Regions from separate parts of the Homo sapiens genome. Here region 1 is linked to region 2. The links are chromatin loops, found by intact Hi-C in ENCODE. Cell type or tissue: dorsolateral prefrontal cortex. All regions are shown on one strand. Each heading gives the region's core, and the rest is flanking DNA. Links, peaks and the distances in the headings are about the cores only. Region 1 overlaps LOC102723654 (a long non-coding RNA gene). Region 2 overlaps LOC102723654 (a long non-coding RNA gene).

Region 1 (8,344 bases), core at 270-8,269, 75 kb after region 2:
GACAATTGGTTGCATCCTTTTGATCCTCTGATTACCCTTTCACTGAATACACAATTCACATGTGAGAGGTAGAAAAATAGTCACTTATGCCTTAGTCTGTCTTAGTGAAACAGAAGGGCAGAGGAAGCAATCAGAGATGCATTTGTCTCAGGGGAGCAGAGGGATAACTGAGTTCTCTGTCCTTTTTCCACAAGGAATATCCCATGGGCAAATTGTGAGGGAGCTTTTTTTTAATCATTGTAGCTATCTTATTTAGTAATAAAATGGGAGGTAGGTTTGCCTGACACAGTTCCCAGCTTGACTTTTCCCTTTGGCTTACTGATTTTGGGGTTTTGAGATTTATTTTCCTTTCATACTTCCTTTTTAAAAGAGATATAATTCCCCACCCTTAAATATGGGCTACACTTAGTGACTTGCTTCTAAAGTACAATGTAGAAATGGGGGAAAATGTGACTTTTCAGTGGCAAAAACTGACAAACACTCTTAGCCAGGCAATCAGGTAAACACCATCAGTGGGAATTCACATTGATAGGGATCTTCCCTTTATAAGCAAGGTTGAGAATGGTACCTTATCTCTGTGATTGTATTCTAAAAAAAATCCTTATCCCCAGTGTAACCATATGAAAATCATCAGGAAAACAAAATGAAGGACCTTCTCCAAAATACTTGACCAGTATGCCTCCTGTCAATGTCATAAAAAAAAAATTGAGAAACAGTCATAGCCTGGAGTAATATAAAAAGACATAGCAACTAAATATAATGTGATATCCTGTATTGGATCCTGGGCAAATGAATTTAGCAAAAACTAATGAATTACAAATAAAGTATACAGCTTAATCAATAAAGGAAAAAGTAACAAACTACTAATACATTCAACATAGATGTGTCTTATCTGAAACTCTAGAAAAGTTGTAACCGCAGGAACAGAAAATAGAATAAGGATTGCTAGGGGCCAGAGTTGGGGAGTAGGGATTGACTGCCAAGGGGCACACTAGATGACTTTTTAGTCATAGAAATGTTCTACATCATTATTATGATAGCAGTTACTAGCCTGCATATTTGTCAAAATTGGTGATATTTGAATGTAAATTAGAACTCAATAATGCTATTTTAAAAATAACTTCTTTGGCTGGCATGGTGGCTCATGCCTGCAGTCCCAGCACTTTGGGAGGCTGAGACGGGCAGATCACTTCAAGTCAGGAGTCCAAGACCAGCCTGGCCAACATGGTGAAACCCTGTCGCTACCAAAAATGAAAAATTAGCCAGGCATGGTGGCGTGTGCCTGTAATCTCAGGTACTCAGGAGGCTGAGGCAGGAGAATCGCTTGAACCCAGGAGGCGAAGGTGGCAGCGAGCCAAGATCATGCCACTGCACTCCAGCCTGGGCAACAGAGCGAGACTCCATCTCAAAAATAAATAAATAAATAAAAAATAAAAAGAACAAATTTTTCAAAAAAAATAAAAAGTAACTTCCATTGTCTTTAGGCCCCTTAGCATTTAGTCAGTTTCACAGCCCCATCTCAAAAGATAGTATCAACACAATGTGGTAAGCATGCTAATAGAAGTGTGACATATCATTACAATATTGAAGTAGTTTCCTGACACAATTGTGGGAATGGAATCTCAGGGAAATCTTCCCAGAGACTCTGACAGGAATTTTATTGTCCCATGTTTTCGCATGTTTCATGGGTGGCCAACTTATTCCTGAAAGAAGTTCTGTTCTCTTTACGTGACAAACCTACTTTAATAGAATATGAGGTACCTGGTATTTTACATTACTATACGTGACCTCAGCCAGAAATTAGTTATGTGTTAGCATCAGAAATTTTCATTCATTTCAACACAGGACATTGTTAAAGGAGGATGGGACTTTAAGAATGTGGGAAAAACCCTGCACAGCAAGAGGAAGTTGCTCTTCCAAGTTCATGAAAACAGAATTAAGCTTGTAAGTTTATCACTCTCTCAAATGTTCTGTCAGCCCCAAGGATATTCTTTCTTGGAATATACTTATGTGATTTTTTTTCCCATTTTTCCCCTATTACCTTCAAACACGCAATAGCAGCTGGTTTCAATGACCATGTTGAAACTCGGCAGATTATTCTCAACTGAAATATCCAGTCTTGATTTTGGACTCTTCTGCCTGGTGCTTTGTGTCTTTTACTGGCTCTTTCTCATGAGAATAAATATATTTGCTTTCTTCACACATATAAAACACTGCTTCTTATTTTTGCCAAAGATACAACCATCCCCTTTAATTCCCCAGGCTCACATTATTGGAATAAATTTTTAATCCTGTCTCCCTCTTGATCTCCTATCCAATTCATCATCAAGTCTTTCCAAATCCCTTACCCAAGTATAAGCTCACATTTCCTCATATCTGTACTCTTAAGATGACCCTCCTTTTCGTACCCTTATCCACCGTCTGTTCTAAAACACCCTTTATACAACTGCTATAACACCTTTAAATATCTTTTCACTGACACCTCTATTCTATGTAAACATCTATACTTCCCATTTTCTGCTATAATAAATTCAAACCTCCGTGTTTAACATTCAGTGCCTTATAAAAACTTCTCTATATATCTTATGTTTCAAGAAAATTTGTTTGCTTTTCCACATTTAGAATTTACTGTGCACTAATTGTCAGATTTAGTTCTTAGAATAACTATAAAATAGAAACTACTATCATATCCATTTTACAGATGAGGAAACTAAGAAACAAAAAAATCAGAGTAACTTGCCAAAGATTATGCAATTTACAAGTAGCAGAGTTACTACTTTATTCCAGATCATTTTGACTCCAAAGCCCATACTCTTAACTATTAAGCTGTACTGTCTCCACATCATACATCTCACTCTGTGGGTACCATATCCTCCACTAGAATCTCTCTTCTTTCCATTCACATCTCACATGTTAACTTTCTCCAGGTTGGCTTTAATTGAAATAGTCACCCAGTGATATTCGTGGTTCTTATTTTTAGCCTTATATACCACATCTGTTTGCTTTTATAGATGATCTGAAAAATTGCAACTTTGAGAATTATGCATGTCTTACATAGCCTATATCCCCAGCACCTAGCAAAGTCCCTGGAGTATTGAACATTATCAATAAATATCTACTGAATGAAATATGAAAATACAGCAAAGAATGAAAAGTTTTTCATTTTTAGGAGCCCCTGGGTTCTATATCTTTGAATCTTCTAAGTGGTTGTATACTTCTCTGTACACAACAAAGATTCAGTAAAGGTAAACTAATAGTTCACTATGCTCTTTGTATTTTAAATGTGCTACTGCACATAGATGCTATTTTTTTCTGTAAAAACACCTTGAAGTTACCATTTGGGTTCTCTTGGAGTTTTCCTCTTTAATTCACGAATGTGCACAGGTTAGACAAGCAATGTTTGCGTATGAAAATGCATTCAGAGGCTGGAACTACTTTTCCTCAGACCCCACAAATGCGAAGTTTTGGTATCTTAGAATACATGGGAAAAAAACAAAACTGAAAAAAAAGTCAAAAATTAGTTGAACACATGAGCAACAGGAAGTCATTTGACATTTATGAGTGCTGTCCTTTTAAGTTCCACTGTGATGGCCACCTTTACTGCTAATAGGGTCACATTTTAAAATATATGCCTGAATAACAAGAAACGTAGCGGGGGAAAAAGGAGAGATGATAGCTTGCATTTACCTAGCATTCTACCCCTCCCATGATTTCAAAATCATTTTCTTTTTCTACCCTAAACAACAAAAGCCAAGAGAGTTATTATCCCAATTTTACTTACAATGTTATCTAAACACTAAGATTAAATTATCTTTCCAAAGTGATTGGGCCAGTAAGTAATACAGCTGGGACCAGGAGTCAGGCTTTCTGAATCCCAATCCAATATTCTGACATATTTGAATGTTACTGCTCTAGTAGCCAATAAATTATTCACAATGGCTTGCTTTGTGATCTGGGGTATATTTGTTAAACAGTGCTACCACCTGCTGGTAAGTTTTCCAACAATACACATTATAGTAAATTCCAAAATAGCAAATATAAATAAATAAGACAAGAAATAAAATTTATTACAACTACACTTACCCACTGCATTATCTAATTGTCATTCCTACTGTGCTTATTGTATCTGCTTAGACACCTTTATGAAGTAGCCAAATTAATCTTGCCAGATTAAGTGTCCAAACATTTATATCTCCTCTCAAGAAATTGTAATTAATTTTGTCTGCTTTCTAGAATGTATATATCTTGGAATGCATTTTACTGATTTTTAAATCAACCATTAATCCTGAAACTTGCGTGCACATAAGAATCACCTACCTGTTAGTGGGATACTTTTCAAATGTAGATTTCTGATTTTCTCTCCTGAACATTCTCTCACTGTGGACGTGGAGTCAGAAAAAAAAAAAAGTTCTTTTTAATGAGAACCCCAAGTTTTTCTCATAATAAGGAAAGTTACAAAATTCTGACTTAAACAATTTGTCTTGGCTCTACCCTTAGTTGGCTCTATGAGTTTGATCAAAGAACTCTTCCAAAATTCAGTTCTTTGTGAGAAAAATGCATGTATTGTAGCAGAATCCAATCACTATATATTGTCTAAGAACTTTCCATTCTGGGCATACTCTTTCCAAATAAAAACATTTTTTGAATATCCATAAAATTAATCTATAGAAGACAAATACATTTATGATAACTGAATTTTCACAGATGAGATAATTGGAAAAAAAACTGTTTTATTGACTCAGCAATGTTGCACTTTCAATCTAGCATCCCTGTATGGTGAAAGAGTTATTAAAAAAAATTAAAATAAAGGGAAAAACAATTGCCAACATCAGTGATTTGGGAACATAAGAATTAAGGCATTTTCACACTACATGTTTTCTCATAATCCTTTATCCACTCTGAGTCTAATTGAACAATGTCAGAGCAGAAAGATAACAACCACTAGAAACTGTAAGATATTCCTGGCTATAATTCCAATAGTTAACAGCCTCCAGATGCTGAAATCCAGTGTCCCACAGTTGTAAGAAGAAAAACCAGTAAAAGATTAGCCTTACTTGGGAGAGTGTTGGGTGCGTAAATGAGTTATGTTAGAAGGGAATGGAGTCTGATTCAGAACAGGCTGACCTGAGGAAAAAGATGAAGCAATTAAGGTGTCTTGCTGACCTATTCTCTATCCCATCTTTAACTTGTAAAGCCAATGCTGGCAACATAAAAGATCCTTCTGGTGAGTGAAACCATCTGCAACTCAGTAAAAATAAAGGACGAGAATACACAAACTCTGTGAATTCTACTTCCCACTCCTTTGTCCTCAGACTCACCAGCACTTAATAGCACATGGAGAGCTAAGCCTTCCATGTGGGAAATAGGCAGGCCCTCAGGAACAGGCTGCTCAGGTCTGAGGCAGTTAGGCTGGAATTGACTATGCCACTTAGTGCTGAAAATTTTTTTGTTTCATAGATATGCCTTCACATGGTCATTAAAAATCCTCATCATCTCTTTATAAGGCTAGACATCTCTGGCCACTGTTGTACAATTTTAAAGATGTCCTTTAGTCTAACTAGATTTTACCTATGAGAGAATGTAAACCATGATAAAATAGCAAAGCTAAAACTGAGAGTTTCACAGGGCAGGTAAACTGATTATTTTTTCCAGTTGACTGAAGGACTCCACTGAACTGCTCTAAGTAAAGTGGCAATAGAGTACAATATACTTTGAAACCAGGCTGTGTTCACTCGGACATCAAACTGCTTCCCTATCTGGGTGGGAGCGGTGCCCTGGGAGTCCTGGATGAGAGTAGTTCCCTGGGTGTGCATCACATCAAACTCAAGGGAGTTAATTTAATTATTTGGTCCAAAGTACTACAATGCAAGAAAAAAAATCTCTCCATTTGTACAAAGAAGGGAAAAGTATCTTTTTTCATTTCTCTGCTGATTATATGACAGGTATCTGAATTCAGAGATGATACATAGGTATTTCTAATTGAGTGAAGAAAATAACATCTGATTATATAATGCCTATTTTTAAATCGTTCCACAGATCTGCTGTCTCACCTTGAGTAGCATTAAATTTGACCAAGCCAGATACCTAAGAATCTGTCTCTATTCTTCTGTTCTTGCTCTCGCTTCCAAAGTTCTCTAAGATTCTAAGTTTTACTTCCAAGTATATTTGAATCTGTTCAGTTTTCTCCATGCCCAGTGCAATCTAGTAGCTGAAATCTCTGTCATATCTAACCAAGTTTACTAAAATAGTCAGCTAAATTTTTTCCTGCTTCCAATCTTGCCCCTCTCCAGTTAATCTTCTATTCTAAAACCACAACATTCTTTCTAGAATGCTAGATATATGTTTATAATATTTTCTGCTCCAATTGAAATCCTTAAAGTCCTTGCTATCTTCCTTAGGAGTTTGCTATTCAAAGTGTGGTCCATGGACAGGCAGTGTCAGCCTCATCTAGGAGCTTATTAGAAATGCAGAATATGGGTGGAGTGGAGGGGATGGGGGAGGAGCTGTAGGTTTTCGTCATGCAGGAATGAACTAGAAAATGAACTACTATTCAAAAAGCAGTGCACAATATTGTAGGCAGCAACCCCAGACCCTATTAAATACAGGCTATGGCCCATCCTTTCCTGGGTCTGTGGTACCAGAATCCCATCTATGATCATCTCCATGTTACTGGGGCAGGTTTAATAAATTTAAGTCTGTGTTCTATATTTATTTGCACTCAGAAAGTATTCTGCCTTTCTAGTGCCACAATCTCCATTTCCTACCACACCTAACCATGTTCCCAGTGTCTTATCATACAGCACAGTTCCAGCACTAAAATGCCTTTGGAGAAAGAAAGAAAATCAAAAAGACTCAATCTGATTTTAAGCAGGCTGAAAACACATGTGAAAAACAAAACATCCCTGCAGAAGTCAATAGCCATAACATAGCTGGTATGGCCAGTTTCCTCACTACTGCTATTTACACAGAAGCTGACAACATTCCTGACAAAAGAGATAGGCTTTATTTTATGTTACTCATAAGAGGAGATGACATGGTAAGAGCCCTTCTAATAACCCTTCATATAGAAACACACCTTTCAGAAGCAATGCACCTCTGAGAAGGAGAAAGTGTGAATAAAAGAATAGATTCCCCTACAGTAAAATTATGGGACTTTTAAGGAAAACATCAATTTGTATGATGTGGCCTACGGTAAAGACCTGCAAGGGAAAGTGGCACAGCACAAACCCTCAGGAGGATTTCAGAGCACACCTTTGCTTTCACAGAGTTACTGTAAAAGCAAGAGTATGCTCTAAAACCCTTCTGAGGATGAAGATAACATTATAAATAAATATGAGCAAAGAGATACTATGGTTTAAGGCAGTGTCTTAAAGTTGAAGAAGACAAAGAGATCTTGAAGTCAGGTGCTGGCATAGAAATGAACATGGTTAAGAAAAAAAATAGATATAAGGCTGCCCCCCAAATCCTCTCAGTAAAAAAGCCAGGGATGAGGTTCAGTTGGTAAAAAGCCCAAAAGAGCATGAAGTTAAAAGTGTGCAAGTCTATGAATGTCAAGCAGTTCCAGCAGGAGAGGTAACTCCCCTTCAGCATGGAAGCGACCTGAGCCTACCATTCAATGCCCAGAAGCACCTCAGTGATGGGAGAAAGCCAGGCTCCCAGAGAAACCCTGTCCCTCACCAATCCAGCTGGTGCAGTCCAAAAAAGTTGACTTTATTGGACTAAAGTGATTGAATGTAATATGAGCTAGACTGAGAAGCCACATCTAATAGAGCCTTGTGTTTATGCAAATCTGAAAAGGGTGATGAAGATGAGGAACTCTGTGAAGATGAGGAGCCCCATGTAGTTGAAATGTGTCATGTGGATAAAGAGTATGATGCACATGAAAAGCATGCCATAGATAATAAAGAAATAATGGCAAATGGTGTTATCTGCCCTGAGAACATCTGTCCCTTGCCTTCCCAGCTGGCTCAGGCCAATAAAGTTGTAAAAGTGATCCAATGTGATATGAGTGCCTCTGAGAAGGACCATCTCATAATAGCATCTCAGTGATCACTGTGGTTGAAGAAGATTCAGTGCTAGACAGCCCTGTAACAGGGCAGACACAGAATAGTAAAAAGGGCTCAGTTCAAAAGGCAATCAAGAGTGGGAAACACAGTATAGAGGAAGAAGAAATGATCATGAAAGAAGAAATTGAGGAAGTCAAGGATGAGAATTTCATAAACTTTACAAAGATTTAAAAGACTGTGAAAACCAAGAAGCTGGAAGCTTTTGTCATCTCCCCAATTCAAAAGACAATATATGGGTGGAAAAGTCCTACACTGAACATGTTGTTTCCTGAGGATTT
Region 2 (8,344 bases), core at 119-8,118:
ACAATGTGAAGAGAAACCCCCACAGAATGGGAGAAAACATTTGCAAACTATTCATCTGATAAGGGATTAATAACCAGAATATATAAGGACCTCAAACAATTCTATAGGAAAAAAATCTAATAATTCAATTTAAATATGGGCAAAAGACCTGAATAGATATTTCTCCAAATTTGTATGTCTATACAAATGGCAAGCAGATATATGAAAATTGCTCAACATTATTGATTAGAAAAATGCAAACCAAAACTACAATGAGGTAGCATCTTATCCCAGTTAAAATGGCTTTTATCCAAATAACAGTCAATAAAAAATGCTGATGAGAATATGGAGAAAAGGAACCCTCATACACTATTGGTGAGAAGTAAGTTAGTACCACCACTATGGAGAACAGTTTGAAGGTTCCTAAGGAAACTAAAAACAGAGCTACTATGTGATCCAGCAATCCCACTCCTAGGTATATACCCAAAAGAAAAGAAATCAGTATATCAAAGAGATATCTGCAGTCCCATGTTTATTGTGGCAGTATTCACAACAGCTAAGATTTGGAAGCAACTTCAGTGTCCATCAACCGACTAATGGATAAAGAAAACATAGTACATATCCACAATGAGGTACTATTCAGCCATAAAAAAGAATGAGATCCTGTCATTTTCAACAACATGGATGGAACTGAAGGTCACAAAGTTAAGTGAAATAAGCCAGGTACAGAAAGACAAACATCATATGTTCTTACTCATTCGAGGGAGCTAAAAATGAAAACAACTAAACTCAGAGATAGAGAGTTGAATAATGGTTACTAGAGGCTGGGATGAGTAGTTGGGTTTGGGGTGTGTGTCAGTGTAGAGGAGGAATGGTTAAGCGGTACAAAAACATGGTAAAAAAATAAGTAAGACCTAGTCATTGCTAGCACAAGAGAGTAACTATAATAAAAAATAATTTAATTGTTCATGTAAAAACAACTAGAAGAGTATAATTGGATTGTTTTAAATACAAAGAATGAATGTTTGAGCAGATTGATACCCTATTTACCCTAATGTGATTATTACATATTTCATGCCTGTATCAAAATATCATGTAACTCATATAGACACCTACTATATACCCATAAAAATTAAAAATAAACAATACAAAAACAGAGGGTAGTGGTAGTGTTTACCACTCTTTTGGTTAATTTGAAAGATACAGTTTTTTACCAGGTGGCAAAAAATCTACTGACCCTACTATAAAACAGCTCTTTCCCAATAGCTTCAGCAAAACTCCTAGAGTGTACTTCAACCTAACGGACATCGTATGGTAACCAATTTGTCCCAGTTTGCTTAGGACTTTTCTGGTTTTAGCACTGAAAGTTCTGCCTCCCAGGAACCATCTTTAACCAGGAGGGTTTACTCAGGACTGTCCAGTTTCAAAACAGAAAATCTTGTACTCTGAGAACCCTGTAAGTGCTATACAAACTGGGACCGTCGGTTGCCCTACAATATGGTGACATGATCTACAGCCCTGCCTAAAGTGTATGAGAAGTTTATGAAAGGTTAATATGCTGAGCAAATAAAATTTTAAATTGCTTATAAGGCATCTATATTGCCTGTATGTGCTATTCATTCAACCCAATCTTCCTGTATACAAGAAACAGTGCAGCTAGGAAAAATGTACACAAATCTTTAAAGTGAGAGTTTTCAGCAGTTTTATCTTTCTTTTCTTTTTAGAGCACCATCCATAACATATACACACATTTTGCTGTGTTCTGTCTCTCCTGGTTTACTTGTTTTTTTAAGAAAATTGCCTAAATGTGTCATCGAATGTGTCGTCCATTGTTGTTTCCAGGTTCTTACTCACACAGTGGTCTAAGCCTATTCTCGGTCCTGGCCTCTTTTCAGATTTCTCTCCTCGTGACTGTTTTTCATTAAACTTTAAATTGTCAACGAAAGCTAAATTTTGCTGTTTACATTAACGGAGCTGTTGTCATTTCTGAAATCTAACTCGCCCTGCTTTTAAGCCAATCTGCTTGCTTGCCTGCTTTCCTCGACCTGCGTCTGCTTTCTTCTTCCTGCAGTAAAGCAAAAAACCTGTAGCACTACAGGGTGATGAACTCCTCATCTTCCCATCATCTAGCTGATAACAAAGACTGATTCATAGTCTGCAAGAATTGATTTCTACAGACTTTGGAGAAAAATCAGAAGTTGAAGGTAAAAATGAGGAAACAAAGAACTGTTCATAGCACTGAAAAAACTGCAAATCTGGTAAACACTGGAAGCGGTATGGTTTTATTTACATTTGTTGTAAGCCAGAAGAGTCTAGCAAACTTTCTTAAAGGAAACTAAGTTGTCTGTTATTAAAGTAAAATTTAAAAAGTAAGTTTTAAGTTCTGGGATACATGTGCAGAACATGCAGATTTGTTACATAGGTATACACACATCATTGTGGTTTGCTGCACCTATCAACCCATCATCTAGGTTTTAAGCCCCGCATGCATTAGGTATTTGTCCTAATGCTCTCCGTCCCCTTGCCTCCTACCCTGACAGGCCCTGGTGTAAGATTTTCCCCTCCCTGTGTTCTCATTGATTAAAACTTATTTTTAAGCACCACAGGTAAAATTTTTTGCTTCAAGACTGGGAAGTCAATCCTCTTTTGAATGAGTGCTAACTCTGAAGCCTCCTAGAACATCAGCTACACTGAGTTATTTGAACTTTAATTCTTGAAAATGAAGTTTCTTTCAAAAAAATATTGAAATAAATACTATCTATTCAGGAGTTTGCCTTACAAGTTTCTAAAAGCTGAGAACCTCTCTTGGCTATGGTCAGCGAGAAGTATAACTGGAGTAAGGGTCACAGAAATGCAATGTTGCCGGCTTTGAAGATGTAGGAAGGGACCACAAGTCAAGAATGTAGGCAGCCTCTAGAAGCTGGAACAGGCAAGCAGATCGATTCTCTCCTAGAGCCTCCAAAAGAAAAACACAGCCTTGCTTACATCCTCATTTCAGCACAGTGAGACCCATGTTGAACTTGTTACCTAAAGAATTACATGATAATAAATGAATGTAATTTTAAGCCACTAACTTCATGGTAATTTGTTATAGTAGCAATAGGAAACTAATATCCACTTATATTAAAATTTAACACACCAGTATCATGACAGCTATAATTCTGCCAATTTTTATGTCTATTTTCCTTTCTCCTCTTCCAGCATCTAACCTTATTAGAATAGTTTTGTCACAATATGAAAAACAAGTTTGTAGCTTATCTAATTTCCAATTTCTTTAAATATCAAGTTGAGATCAAGTTACTTTCTATATGAGGTTTTGAAATTTCAAAACTTCACTGTTGACAATAATCAAATCCTTTAATTCTATATATATTCTTAATTTAATTCTATATGAAACATAATTACATGTCACACTGAATAACTTACATTTAAAATTCTACAAGATACAAATTATCCTCACATAAAGCAAATAATATAGTCAAATATTATCTGAAGATTTCATCAGTATAAACCAAATTCCTTTTAAAAGACAGGTATGTACAGATGATGGAAATAGATCCTCACCTTCTAAAAATATGATACAGGAAGACACATCTAATATAATTCCAATAACATTTTGAAATCTAAATATATAGATATAATTTTTCTTTGAGACAGTCTTGCTCTGTCACCAGGCTGGAGTGCAGTGGCACAATCTCTGCTCACTACAATCTCCAACTCCCAGGTTCAAGTGATTCTCCTGCCTCAGCCTCCGGAGTAGCTAGGATTACAGGTGCACACCACCACAGCCAGGTAATTTTTGTATTTTTAGTAGAGACGGGGTTTCACCATGTTGGCCAGGATGGTCTCGATCTCTTGACCTTGTGATCTGCCACCTCGGTTTCCCAAAGTGCTGAGATTATAGGCATTATAGATAGAATTTTTAAGACGGCTATTTAACCCATTTATGCTGGAGGCTGCAATTTTTTGAATTGTAGACGTATCAAAAATCAGACCTTGGCAATAACCTTGAGCAGTAGGATATAAATAACTCCCACATGCTTAGTTTTCCAATAATGGAACACTGGCATATAATCACTCAACGGAACAGTCACCTATTAGCCACATTGGTGGAAGAAAACAGCCCTCTTCTGAAGGAGAGGAGAGCTTTGAAACTCATTTCATCCTCTACTACACAAAGCCTTTCTCACCAAGGTTACTCAGTATTAGAATGTCTCCATCTCCATGAACATGGAAAAGATAAGGCCTTTTTTCATTTTTGGAAGGTTAGTACCAGAGCCTGGTTAAGAGTGAGAGATGTAAAGCTTTACTGAACTTTGAGTATTTGAATAAAATTACCCTTAACAGGTTCTACCATCCTAAGCAAAACAGCAAAAATGTTCCATATATATATATATACACACACACACACAGACACACACACACACATACACATATGTATGTTCATACCAAGGACATAGCATTTTTGTTGTTTTCTGATTTTGTATTAGTGTCAGCAAAGAATTTAATTAAGCAATAATTTTATAATAAGCAGTATTTTTATGATAAAGTACAAAGAAATCTTCTAAAACAGCTGTTGCCTTATTAGAAGACTGAATGGACCTCATCAAGAAATTTGATGCCTAGCAATTCCAAGATTGAAAGTGACTAGCCTTTTTAAGCACTGCACGTAAGCTTTTAAGGAAAATTTGTAAGACTACTTTAACAGTGGGTTTCCACTATGACATGAGATTTAACTGATTCTCAGAAGGAAGAAGGGACTGTCACTCTTGTGCCTCACAACTGCAACAATACTAACAAAACCACTTTGAGAATATTCTTCTGCTGAAAATAAAGTAGAACGATTAGAGAACATAAACGTGAAAAGGAGGAATCTGCAAATAACACTAGAAGAAACCAAAGAAAATCGTGCACAGGATAGAACAGTCTTAAAGGCTTTTTTCCAAAAATACACAAACTTTTTTTCAAATACTTTGAAGTAACACTACTTGGAAGGTGAAAATTTTGTTGTTGCTTTTTATTGGCCTTGTTTTTCAGTCTAGTTCAACCAAAGTCGACTTCTATGCTTAGAGCTTTTACTCGTTTTACAGATATTTCAGGGATGATTCTGTAGAAAGATGCAGTTCTGTATCCCACTCCTGCCCCGACCTCCCACCACTCACACAAGGTATCAGCAGGGCTGCATTCCTTATAGAGGCTCTGAGGGAGAATACATTTCCTTGACTTTTCCAGCTTCTAAAGGCTGCCCTCATTTCTTGGTTTGTCGCCCCACATCACTCCAATCTCCGCTTCTGTCATCACGTCTCCCTCTCTCACTTTAACTCTCCTGTTTCCCTCTTACAAAGACCCAATCTTCCTATCTCAAGATCCCCAATTTGATTACATCTGCAAAGTCTTTCTTATCACAAAAGGTAATGTATTTACAGATTCTGGAGACTAGAATGTGAACATATTTGGGAGTCATTATTCACCTTACTACACGGTCATATCAAAACACAGTGGATATTTTTAGCTTGTATCACTTATTTGCTGTTTTTCCCCTAAAGTAGGAAATGGCTAAAAATGGGGAGAAGGGGTGAACAAAACTCCTTCAATTCAGTGTTCTTCTTAATTGAGTTCCAAGATATGTCTCTTTTCTATGTTTGGCAGAGAAAGCTACTTACATAAATAGACATGATGTCGAAACAATACCAGTAAGAAAAAAACGTCCAGATTCAAGTTTTGTAAGACAAAATGTTTTAATGATAAACTCTCAGAGACTTGACTTTACCATATAAAGCTAGACTAGCCCAGGATTTTTGTCATCAATTTTTCTAGGACATAACAACATCTATAAAAGAAAAAGAAAAGGACAATCAATATCAGAAACAAAATAGCTACTAAAACCACAAAAAATGTTCTAAGAAATGTAAAACACAGGCTGATATGTTTGAAAAGCATTTTTCCTACATTGCAATAGACTCAGAAAGTATAAACTGCTCTTCCAATATTGTTGATATTAAATTCTGGAGCTGGACACATATGTAAGCCTTTAGAATCAAGTTTGTATACCCTCTGAGTGAGTAGGGGTAGAGAGAGTTTCAGGAGTGGGAAAGCAGGGAAGCAATTGGTCAGCCATGCTTCTTCTAGTCTCTGAATTTCCAGGATAATAAACCAGACAGACTGAACAGAGCCTATGGAAGCAAATCTCTAGCTGCTGAGGGAGAGAACAAATACTTCCAATGGTGAAGCAAAGAAAACAGCTGCTGAATTTTTGGCAAATATTTTTTCCTCTTACAACAGCATTAGATAATGAAATTGTATGTGGATGAATAAACCATTCTTCAGTTCTGGAAAGGAAAACAACACACATTTCACCCAAATCTAACTTAGAACAATGCAGGTCTTTCATATCCTTAGGGAACACATTTCTCCTAAAGATATGCCAATTGCTGAGGTTTTATGGTCTTTTTCAGTGAGGTTGTCTTTTCTAAAGAACACCATCAGTGAGAATCTAAGAAGTCCTAAAACTACTCTCCATGACTGATAAAATCATATTCATAAAATCTTAGAAAATACAAGTTATTTGGTCCATTCTTTCAATTCTCCTATTAACATACGCTCTAGTAAATCCAAATACTCCCCTCTTTCTACTTGCTCCACATTTTCCAGTCCCTCTGCCTTTGCCCATGCCATTTCTGGTACCTGTAATTCCTTTCTTAATCATCTCCTTTCCCTGCCCTAATCTTCATCTGCCTGGTTACTAAGAGTCATTTCAGAAATTACCTCCAGTTTTATGTCTTTTTAGACCAGAACAGTACAGTGGTTAGGAGGAAGACTCTGGAGTCAGACTGAATTTGACACCTAGCCCAACTACTTTCTAGTCATGGATAAATTATCTCTACTACAGTTTCTTCTTCTATTAAATGACTATTAAAATTTCAACCTATCACAGGTCTATAGTGAGGATTAAATGAGTTAATACATGTAAAGTACTAGAACACTGAGAGACAGATGCATAGTGAGCTTTCAAGAAGGGTGCAACTGTAATGATCCCAAAGCGAACCAATCACTTCCTCTTCTCCCACTGCACTTTATTTGTTCTTCTTTACCAATCTTTCCAGTTTGAATTTGTTACTAACATGTAAATCTTATCTCCATGCCAGATAGTATCTTCTGTGAGCATAGAATGAAAGTCTTCATTTTTTTTATCCTTCTATAGCCCTTGCGCATGGTAATAATTAGAGAGCTAGCATTGAGTACACAATATGTGCCAGGAGTTATGTGAGCATCATCTCATAATCTTCATAACAACCCTATGTGTCAAGTGATGTTAGTCATCCCTACTTTACAGATAAACAGGCTTAGAGAGAGTAACTTTCTTCCTATTACATAAATAATAAGGAATTTCCTGATTCTAAATTTCCAACTCTCAGTTACTATTACATATCTCCTATTCACTATACCATAAGTGTGTTGAATGATACAATTAATGATCAAATCTTTAAAGATTTTTTTAGCCCCTTCTTTGTGGGGTGGGACATTATAAATAATAATCCCCACCTGTCTTAGAAAGTCACATTTGACAATTTTTACTGTGAAGGATAAAATTAATAAAGTCTAAAGACTTGCATAATTGAGTCATAGGGAGGACTAAAGCATGTTTAATTTACATTGTCATACAGAGGCTTGCTATTCAGGGTGGTCCATAGACCAAAGGCATCAGCATTACCTGGTAGGTGGCTACAAATGCAGGATAATCTTGGGCCCCATGCCAGATATATTGAATCACAATATGTATTTTTATGAAATTACCAGTTTAAGGATCATTTTTAATAGGGGTCATGAACTAGCAATTCTCCAATTCTTAGGAATAGAATAAATGAAATTGGCTGGACTTAAAAAATTTCTAAAATAAATATTGAGATAGTGGAGTAAAATACAGAAGAATTTATATTGCCCTTCTAAAAATAAATATCGAGATAATGAAGTAAAATATAGAAGGAATGTATAATGCCTTTTTGAGAAGTTATTTTTAATTGATAGATATTATCATTTATCTAAGAAACCTCAGCTAGGAAAAGAGTTCTAGTCCCTGAGTATATGAAAGACTACAATTATTCTAGAATTAAAGCTTCCTGAAAGTAGGCTCTTTGTCTTGTTTATTGCTGTATTCCAAACGCATAGGAGAGTTTGTGGCACATAGCAGGGACACAACAAACATATATTGAATGAATAAATATTTTTGTCAAAAATCTTTGAGTAATCAGAATATATTACTTCTTAGAGCAATTGGAGTATATCCTTCAAAGAGTAGGATTGGGAATAGGAATAACTTCCAGGATTCTACCTGCTCAAACTTGAAAGATGTGATTTCTTTTTAGTG

The links. Hi-C counts contacts between places; a loop is a spot of excess contacts. Peaks named below come from ENCODE experiments on the same cell type or tissue, not always from the same donor. Only the 100,000 strongest peaks of a DNase experiment are listed, where the experiment ranks them.
Region 1: it touches region 2 in a loop (4-fold over the local background); 2 of 110 quality-filtered maps call a loop at or near these places.

Annotation. Positions count from the first base shown.
Region 1 is chr5:129,168,388-129,176,731 of GRCh38, reverse strand. LOC102723654 (a long non-coding RNA gene) reads right to left here. Exons shown (of 8, transcript XR_001742463.2): 3 at 4,318-4,377. Among named protein-coding and RNA genes, the nearest start is that of MIR4633, 75 kb to the right of the region's middle. In dorsolateral prefrontal cortex, for the core only: a CTCF peak has its summit at 3,956 (motif pointing left); no DNase peak of the experiment used is centred there.
Region 2 is chr5:129,243,603-129,251,946 of GRCh38, reverse strand. The region is part of intron 3 of LOC102723654 (a long non-coding RNA gene); the gene reads right to left. Among named protein-coding and RNA genes, the nearest start is that of MIR4460, 150 kb to the left of the region's middle. In dorsolateral prefrontal cortex, for the core only: no CTCF peak of the experiment used is centred there; no DNase peak of the experiment used is centred there; H3K4me3 peaks cover 430 bases; H3K27ac peaks cover 4,445 bases.